Linked DNA regions of Homo sapiens: region 2 is linked to region 1. Evidence: read pairs that join two places in POLR2A ChIA-PET (ENCODE). Cell type or tissue: Caco-2. All regions are shown on one strand.

What was found. ChIA-PET counts read pairs that join two places held together with the same protein. Peaks named below come from ENCODE experiments on the same cell type or tissue, not always from the same donor. Only the 100,000 strongest peaks of a DNase experiment are listed, where the experiment ranks them.
Region 2: POLR2A ChIA-PET joins it to region 1 with 6 read pairs; 2 of 35 experiments call an interaction of 5 or more read pairs at or near these places.

Annotation. Positions count from the first base shown.
Region 1 is chr11:122,968,544-122,972,543 of GRCh38, reverse strand. All of the region lies in intron 1 of LOC124902774 (a long non-coding RNA gene), which reads right to left. Among named protein-coding and RNA genes, the nearest start is that of BSX, 11 kb to the left of the region's middle. In Caco-2, no CTCF peak of the experiment used is centred here; no DNase peak of the experiment used is centred here.
Region 2 is chr11:123,205,560-123,209,559 of GRCh38, reverse strand. LOC105369540 (a long non-coding RNA gene) reads right to left here. Exons shown (of 2, transcript XR_948116.2): 2 at 1,841-2,938. It overlaps LOC105369539 (a long non-coding RNA gene), which reads left to right and starts at 1,776. Exons shown (of 2, transcript XR_948115.3): 1 at 1,776-2,368; 2 at 2,552-2,775. In Caco-2, no CTCF peak of the experiment used is centred here; a DNase peak (open chromatin) is centred at 2,449.

The DNA of each region.
Region 1 (4,000 bases):
GTACACTGATAAACTTTCCTCCATGATTTCATTGATACGAATTCCATGAGCCTTCTCTTATTACTCTGTGTTTTTTTTTTTTGGTTTTTTTTTTTTTTTTTTTTTTTGAGACGGAGTCTTGCTCTGTTGCCCAGGCTGCTGTGCAGTGGCATGATCTTGGCTCACTGCAAGCTCTGCCTCCTGGGTTCACACCATTCTCCTGCCTCAGCCTCCAGAGTAGCTGGGACTATAGGCTCCCACCACCACGCCCGGCTAATTTATTTTTATTTTTATTTTTAGTAGAGACGGGGTTTCACCATGTTAGCCAGGATGGTCCCAATCTCCTGACCTCATGATCCGCCCACCTCGGCCTCCCAAAGTGCTGGGATTACAGGCTTGAGCCACCACGCCCGGCCATTACTCTCTTTATAGTATTGGGTAACCACATTAGATTTAGCATGATGAATGGCTTGACTTAGAGGCTTACATTCTTTTTTTTTTTTTTTTTTTTCTGACAGAGTCTTACTCTGTCACCCAGAATGGAGTGCAGTGGCACAATCTCGACTCACTGCAACCTCTGCCTCCTGGGTTCTGGCGATTCTCCTGCCTCAGCCTCCCAAGTAGCTGGGATTACAGGTGTGTGCCACCATGCCCAGCCTGTTTTATTCTTTTAGAGACAGTCTTACTCTGTCAGCCAGGCTCACTGCAACCTCTGCTTCCCAGGTTCAAGTGATTCTCATGCCTCAGCCTCCAGAGTAGCTGGATTACAGGCACATAACACTATGCCTGGCTAATTTTTTTTTTTGTGTGTATATATATATATATATTTAGTAGAGACTAGGTTTCACCATGTTGGCCAGGTTGGTCTCAAACTCCTGACCTCAGGTGATCCACCCACCTCAGCCTCCCAAAGTGTTGGGATTAGAGGTGTGAGCCACCACGCCCGGCCCTAATTTTTGTATTTTTGATAGAGACAGGGTTTCAACATGTTGGCCAGGCTGGCCTCTAACTCTTGGCTTCATGTGATCTGCCTGTCTCTGCCTCCCACAGTGCTGGGATTATAGGTGTAAGCCACTGTGCCAGGCTGATGCTTAAATTCTAATTTTACTTTTACCAATGATAACATTATTTCTGTAACTTGGCATCTGAAAAATGAGGTTAGAGCCCTATGAATCAGTTTAGAATGGTGAGGGGATGAGATAAGAACTATGAAAGTACCTACTGTGAGGTCTTGGATGAAAAGAGCTAGAGGAAGATAATGAATTACAATATAGATCTGAACATATCAGTGATAAATGTGATATGTTCCAAACATCCATAGTACTACAACTGTTACATGGTTAACTAAAAGTTATTAGTCTTGGGCCTAACCACATCATTACAAAGGAGTTATGTCTCTTTCAAAGAAATTTTATTTTCTAAAATAACTTCATCTTATTTTCTCTTTGTCTGTCATTGTTCTACCTCTTGGGCTAAGAGAGGATGTGTAAGCCCTGAATGAAATAGGATTCAGAGCCTTCACTGAGGATGTTTCCATTAGAAGGGTCCTTTCCGCCCCATTACTTATCCAACACTCATCCAGCCCTGGAGTTTCTGTTATCCTATTTGGTGACAGACGTAATGCTATGTGGGGAGAGAAGTTAGAATTCAAATTCATGGGAACCCTCTTAAGTGATAAAGACTTGCCTACGATTCCAGTATGGAATCTACTAGGGAAAAGGCACGATTTCTTCTAAAGTTTTTACAGAACTTTTTAGCTTAAAAAAAGACATGATGGGCTGGGCACGGTGGCTCATGCCTGTAATCCCAGCACTTTGGGAGGCCGAGATGGGCGGATCACGAGGTCAGGAGATCGAGACCACCCTGGCTAACACGGTGAAACCCCATCTCTACCAAAAATACAAAAAAATTAGCCAGGACTGGTGGGGCGCCTGTGGTCCCAGCTACTCGGGAAGCTGAGGCAGGAGAATGGCGTGAACCTGGAAGGCAAAGCTTGCAGTGAGCCGAGATGGCGCCACTGCACTCCAGCCTGGGAGACAGCGAGACTCCACCTCAAAAAAAAAAAAAAAAAAAAAAAAAAAAAGACATGATGAGCCAGGCGTGGTGGCACACGCCGGTAACCCTAGCACTTTGGGAGGCTGAGGTGGCTGGATCACTTGAGGTCAGGAGTTCGAGACCAGTCTGACCAACATGGTGAAACCCCGTCTCTACTAAAAATACAAAAATTAGCTGGGAGTGGTGGCGCATGCCTGTAATTCCAACTACTTGGGAGGCTGAGGAGGGAGACTCGCTTGAACCCGGGAGGTGGAGGTTGCAGTGAGCCAAGATCTCACCACTGCATTCCAGCCTGGGCAACAGAGCAAGACTCTGTCTCAAAAAAAAAAAAAAAAAAGACAAAAAAAAAAAAAACCCATGATGGATATCTCTTTATGACAAGAATAAGTTGTTTAACAATATTGACTAATATAAACTTTGGGAATTAGCTGAACATTTCTTTCTTTCCTTTTTTTTTTTTTCCGAGATGGAGTCTTGCTCTGTTGCCCAGGCTGGAGTGCAGTGGCGCCATCTTGGCTCACTGTAACCTCCACCTCCTGGGTTCAAGTGATTCTCCTGCCTCAGCCTCCCAAGTAGCTGGCACTACAGGTGCATGCCACCATGCCCAGTTAATTTTTATATTTTTAGCAGACAGGGGGATTCACGGTGTTAGCCAGGATGGTCTCGATTTCCTGATCTCGTGATCACCTGCCTTGGCCTCCCAAAGTGCTGGGATTGCAGGCGTGAGCCACCACGCCTGCCCTTAGCTGAACATTTCTAACATCTATTGTCACCCTAGTCTCCATGGCTATAGATGATGGAGTGGCTAAGTGTAGTTGCCAAATTCTAGCTGGAAATTAAAGAATGGCTAAATAGTTTTTATTTTTCCACAGTGCTTGACTTGAGATTGGAAATAGGCTGTGGAAAACAATGGTCATAAGATAGAAGGGTGCTCCTCATCCTGAGTTTCAGATGAGAATAATTTACATGCTATGAGCAAAAAACGAATACTGTATGCATGCTCTGCTCTTTTTCCATCTGTTTTTTTTCTCCTTCCCTTCCTAAGTTCTTTAATTTTAAAGATTAGGGTTTTATCACCATGAACATTGTTTAAAGAGTCAAATAGTTCTATGAGGGTTTTTTTTTTTTTTTTTTTTTTTTGAGACGGAGTCTCGCTCAGTCGCCCGGGCTAGAGTGCAGTGGCGCAATCTCGGCTCACTGCAAGCTCCGCCTCCCAGGTTAGCGCCATTCTCCTGCCTCAGCCTCCCGACTAGCTGGGACTACAAGCGCCCACCACCATGCCTGGCTAATTTTTTTGAATTTTTAGTAGAGACAGGGTTTCACCATGTTTGCCAGGCTGGTCTCGAACTCCTGACCTCAAGTAATCTGCCCGCCTTGGCCTCCCAACGTGCTGGGATTACAAGAGTGAACCACCGTGCTCGGCCTAGAGCATTGTGATGATGTGTACATGCAATTCTCAGCTAAGCCAGGTAATCAATGACTTTTCTGCGAGACTTTTTGTTTTCCTTGGAATTAACACTTATTTTATTATTCTTAATTTTAATGTACTTATGACTAGTTTATTCCCAAACTCTTTGCCGTTTGTCTGTATCACACTCTCAAGATATTCACAAATTCTTAACATTTCATTTTCCTCAACACACCTCTCCCAGAGCCTTCTGATCTGCTCCATTCTGGATTCTATGTAAATGGCTCTCCCTTCCCAGCATCTTGGGGATTCCTTTAATTTCATTGTATTTTACTTGTTTCTCATATCTTTTTAATTTCTTGGTTTACTCTCTCATTATGGTGGAGCACAGTTTACTACAGTTTCTTGACAATTGGTACATGAGAGGTAAATGTTTGGAGATCTTCCTTATCTAAAAGTATCTTTATCCTAATTTCATGCTTTATTAGTAATTTGGCTGAGTATAGCATTCTAAGTTGGAAATCATTTTTGAATACTTTTGAGTGCATCACTTCACTG
Region 2 (4,000 bases), 240 kb before region 1:
CTGGGGTTACAGGTGTGAGCCACCGCACCCAGCTGAGATTGCCTTTTGAGAAGAGAATTGGATGGTTGGGGATGGAGAGGAGGGAGAGCTCTGTTTACTGTGCCTGGCCAGAACCATAATTCTTCTTGTCATCCTGGCTTAAAATCAAAGTCATGATTGACTTCTCTCTATCCTCCACCATCTCCTATGCCCCTCTCTAATAAATAAAAAAAAAAAATCTTTTCCTCTATTCAAAAATTTACATTTGTCATCTCTTTCTTCTAGGCACGTGGCCTCTTTACCTCTCACCTAGAATACTGAAAGCCTTACGGATAAACTTTCCATCTCCAGTTCCTCCCCAGCCTTTCTCCCCACCCTCCCCCAACCCTTCTCCCACTTCCAATCCCATTCCTTTCCTTTAGGTGTTTACAGGTAAATCCAATCAATCTTCCTTTGACTGTGTTGCTCCCCATGTCAAAAACCCTTAATAGCTTCTTTGTCTACTGGGCTTCCATCTGCTTATCACTTTTGAGCAGAAATTGTACCTATCATTCCATGCCCCAATTTCAATTTCACCTTCTCCGTGAAGACTTCCATGGTCACTCCTGACAGATGTGACCTCATGCTCCTGGACCCCAAGATGAGTGTACTTCTCTAATGACAGTTCTCCCACACTGTTCTTACTGAAGTTATTGATTATATTCATAGCTCCTTTACCAGACCATGTTAGGGTATGTTTCTTTATTCTTTTTTTTTTTTTTCGAGACACAGTCTCACTCTGTCACCGAGGCTGGAGTGCAGTGGCATGATCTTGACTCACTGCAACCTCTGTCTCCTGGGTTCAAGCAATTCTCGTGCCTCAGCCTCCCGAGTAGCTGAGATTACAGGCATGTACCACCACACCTGGCTAATTTTTGTATTTTTTGTAGAGAAGGAGTTTTTCCATGTTGGCCAGGTTGGTCTCAAACTCCTGGCCTTAAGTGATCCACTCACATGGCTCCCAAAATGCTAGGATTACAGGCGTGAGCCACCGCGCCTCAGTAGAAAGGCAGAAAGCAGAGAGAGAGAGAGAGAGAGATTGAGAAATTAGGGGAGGATAGGAAAGAGAAAGAAGGAAAGAAGAAAGAAAGGAAGAGAGGAAGGAAGGGAGGGAGGGAAAAGAGGGGAGGGAGAAAAAAACAAACTTATAAGCAACAAGCATGGACATTTTGAGGACTTCACAGGATACTCTACTCACCTGTGCACAAAAAGAACTAGAAAAATAGATACAGTTCCTGCACATCTGAGAACAGGGACATTCCAGTGGCTAGAGGACATATGAATGTCTGTGTGTGATTACTACTGAAATGTGGGTTGCTATCATTATTAGTAGTAATAATAACAAGAATAACCAGCATTTACTACTGTAATTTTCACAAGAACTCTTGGAAGCAACTGTTATCACCTCATTTTACAAGTGAAGAAGGAACCTGAGGACCAGAGAGTTCATACTGTACCCAAGTTCCCACAGGAAGAACACAGCCATCTGAGTCCACAGGGTTTCTTGTCTATTTCATACTGCTTCCGTCCCAGACAGCAGTGACACTGTGCACCTCAGTAGGAAGGCGGAAAGCAGACAGAGAGAGAGAGAGATTGAGAAATTAGGGGAGGGTAGGAAAGAGAAAGAAGGAAAGAAGAAAGAAAGGAAACGAGGAAGGAAGGGAGGGAGGGAGGGAAAAGAGGGGAGGGAGGAAAAAAACAAACTTATAAGCAACAAGCATGGACACTTTGAGGACTTCATGGGCCTTTGAGCCTCCACACATCATATTAAGCATATTAAAATACACCCAATCCCTTTTTTTTAACTATAAAAATACTGCAGTATTTTTTATAATTTTACTTTTGAAATTTGGCCCAACAATGATTTCTCGGCAATCACTGTGCATAATCAGGAATTCTTGCAATGAGAAAAAAACTCGCCTGTAAATTGTTGTCAAATGTGTAAAAATCTTGTAACAATCAATGTAACGATTAATGAACATGACATCACATGTCTTTGTAGACCTACTTCTTAGCAAGTGAGGTGCCTATTCATTTCAGTTTAGGTCTTTCACATTTTTAGATCTTGAACTCAATCCCTAGAGATAAACAGCCCTGGTTGCCAGGGTTTGAATAGGTCAGAAGAGCACAATGATGACTTCACAGGGATGCTTGAGGTTACCATGGAAATGCTGTCGGCTCCCCCTCCCCAAGTCATCTTCACACATCTTCATGTGGGCGGCAGGCATTTGCTTCCACTGTGGAGTTGACTCCATCTCCCAATAGGCCTCTTCTGGAAATTCCCTCCCCATGTTAGATCTGGCAGAGCCACTGGGAGACAGAGCAGCAGAGGGGAGCTGAGTGACACTAGGTGAGAAGCTGTGCGGCCAGATGACTTGAGCCTGGTGAGCTCCCTGCCTCACCCATCCCTGGGCCCAGAGGGAGAGACACAGAGTGGTTACCGGTGAACACTGTTTACTGGGCCAACCTGAGCGCATTCCGAGCCCAGGCTGCAGTCAAAGACGACACTAAACAGTCTTCCTTTGCTTTTCAGGTTGCTATGACAGCCAGGAATTTGCGAACCAAACCAGACCTGGAGAAGAAGTCTCTCCTTGGCCCAAAGAGTTTGCAGTTCCAAGTGGTTCTGCTCATGGTTCCTGTTGTCTTCTTTGACACCTGCCAGATGGAAGAACCTCTAAACCTGGGATTTGGAAATGTCCCAACAGAAAGGCTATTTCCAAGCTGGCTGAAGCTTGGAAATAAATTCGACGGAATTTAGGTGTGATAGAAGGAACTTCTTGGCAAGAAAAGCTGGAAAATATTACAATAGGTCCCAGAGAGAACCTCATTATCTTCTCGAAAAAATTTCTATATTTGTTTAGTGTTCTGTGGTTTGCTAAGCACATTCACATAAATTATCTAATTGGATCTTCACATCCGCCTGGTGAAGGAGTAAAAATAGGTTTCATAATATTTGACCAAAGACAAGGAAAATGAAGTTCAATAAGAACAAGATCAAACAGCCAACAGGCAACAGAACTGAGATTTGAAACTGGGTTTTCTGACTGTAAATCTAGCTCTTTTAATTCTATTATGATAATCCCCCAAAATATAAAAGAGATCACATCTGAGCTGGACAGTTTAGAAACAGTTTTTTTTCTAAAATAAAGTGATGTTGTAGATAATTTTTTGTGGTAAAATACACATGATGTAAAATTTACCACTTTAATCATTTCTTTAATAATTTTTTTCGAGATGGAGTCACACTCTGTCGCCCAGGCTGGAGTGCAGTGACGCAATCTCAGCTCACTGCAACATCTGCCTCCCAGGTTCAAGCAATTCTCTGCCTCAGCCTCCCCAGTAGCTGGAAATCCAGGCACACACTACATCCTGCTAATTTCTGTGTTTTTAGTAAGACGGGTTTCACCATGTTGGCCAGGCTGGTCTCCAACTCCTGACCTCATAATCTGCCCGCCTCGACCTCCCAAAGCGCTGGGATTACAGGTGTGAGCCACCTTCCCCAGCCACAGTTTAATCATTTTTAAATGTATAGTTGACAGGCATGAAGTACATTCATTACTGTGCAACTGTCACCGCCATCTCTCTAGAACTTCTTCATCTTCTCAAACTGAAATGCTGTACTCTTTCAATAATAACTCCCCAAGCCCCTCCACTCAGCCCCTGGAAACCATCATTCTACTCTATGAATTTGACTACTCTGGGTAACTCATATAAGTGGAATTATACAGTATTTGTCCTTTTGTGACTGGGTAATGTCACTTAGTATAACGTCTTCAAAGTTCAGCCATGCTGTAGCATATATCAGAATTTTCTTCCTTTTTAAGGCTGAGAATATCCAATTGTAAAGACATACCACATGTTGGCTATTCATTTATCAGTATACGGTCACTTGGATTGCCTCCACCTTTTGGCTATTGCGAATAGTGCTGCAATATACACGGATGTACACATGTTTCTTTGGGACCCTGATTTCAATTCTTTT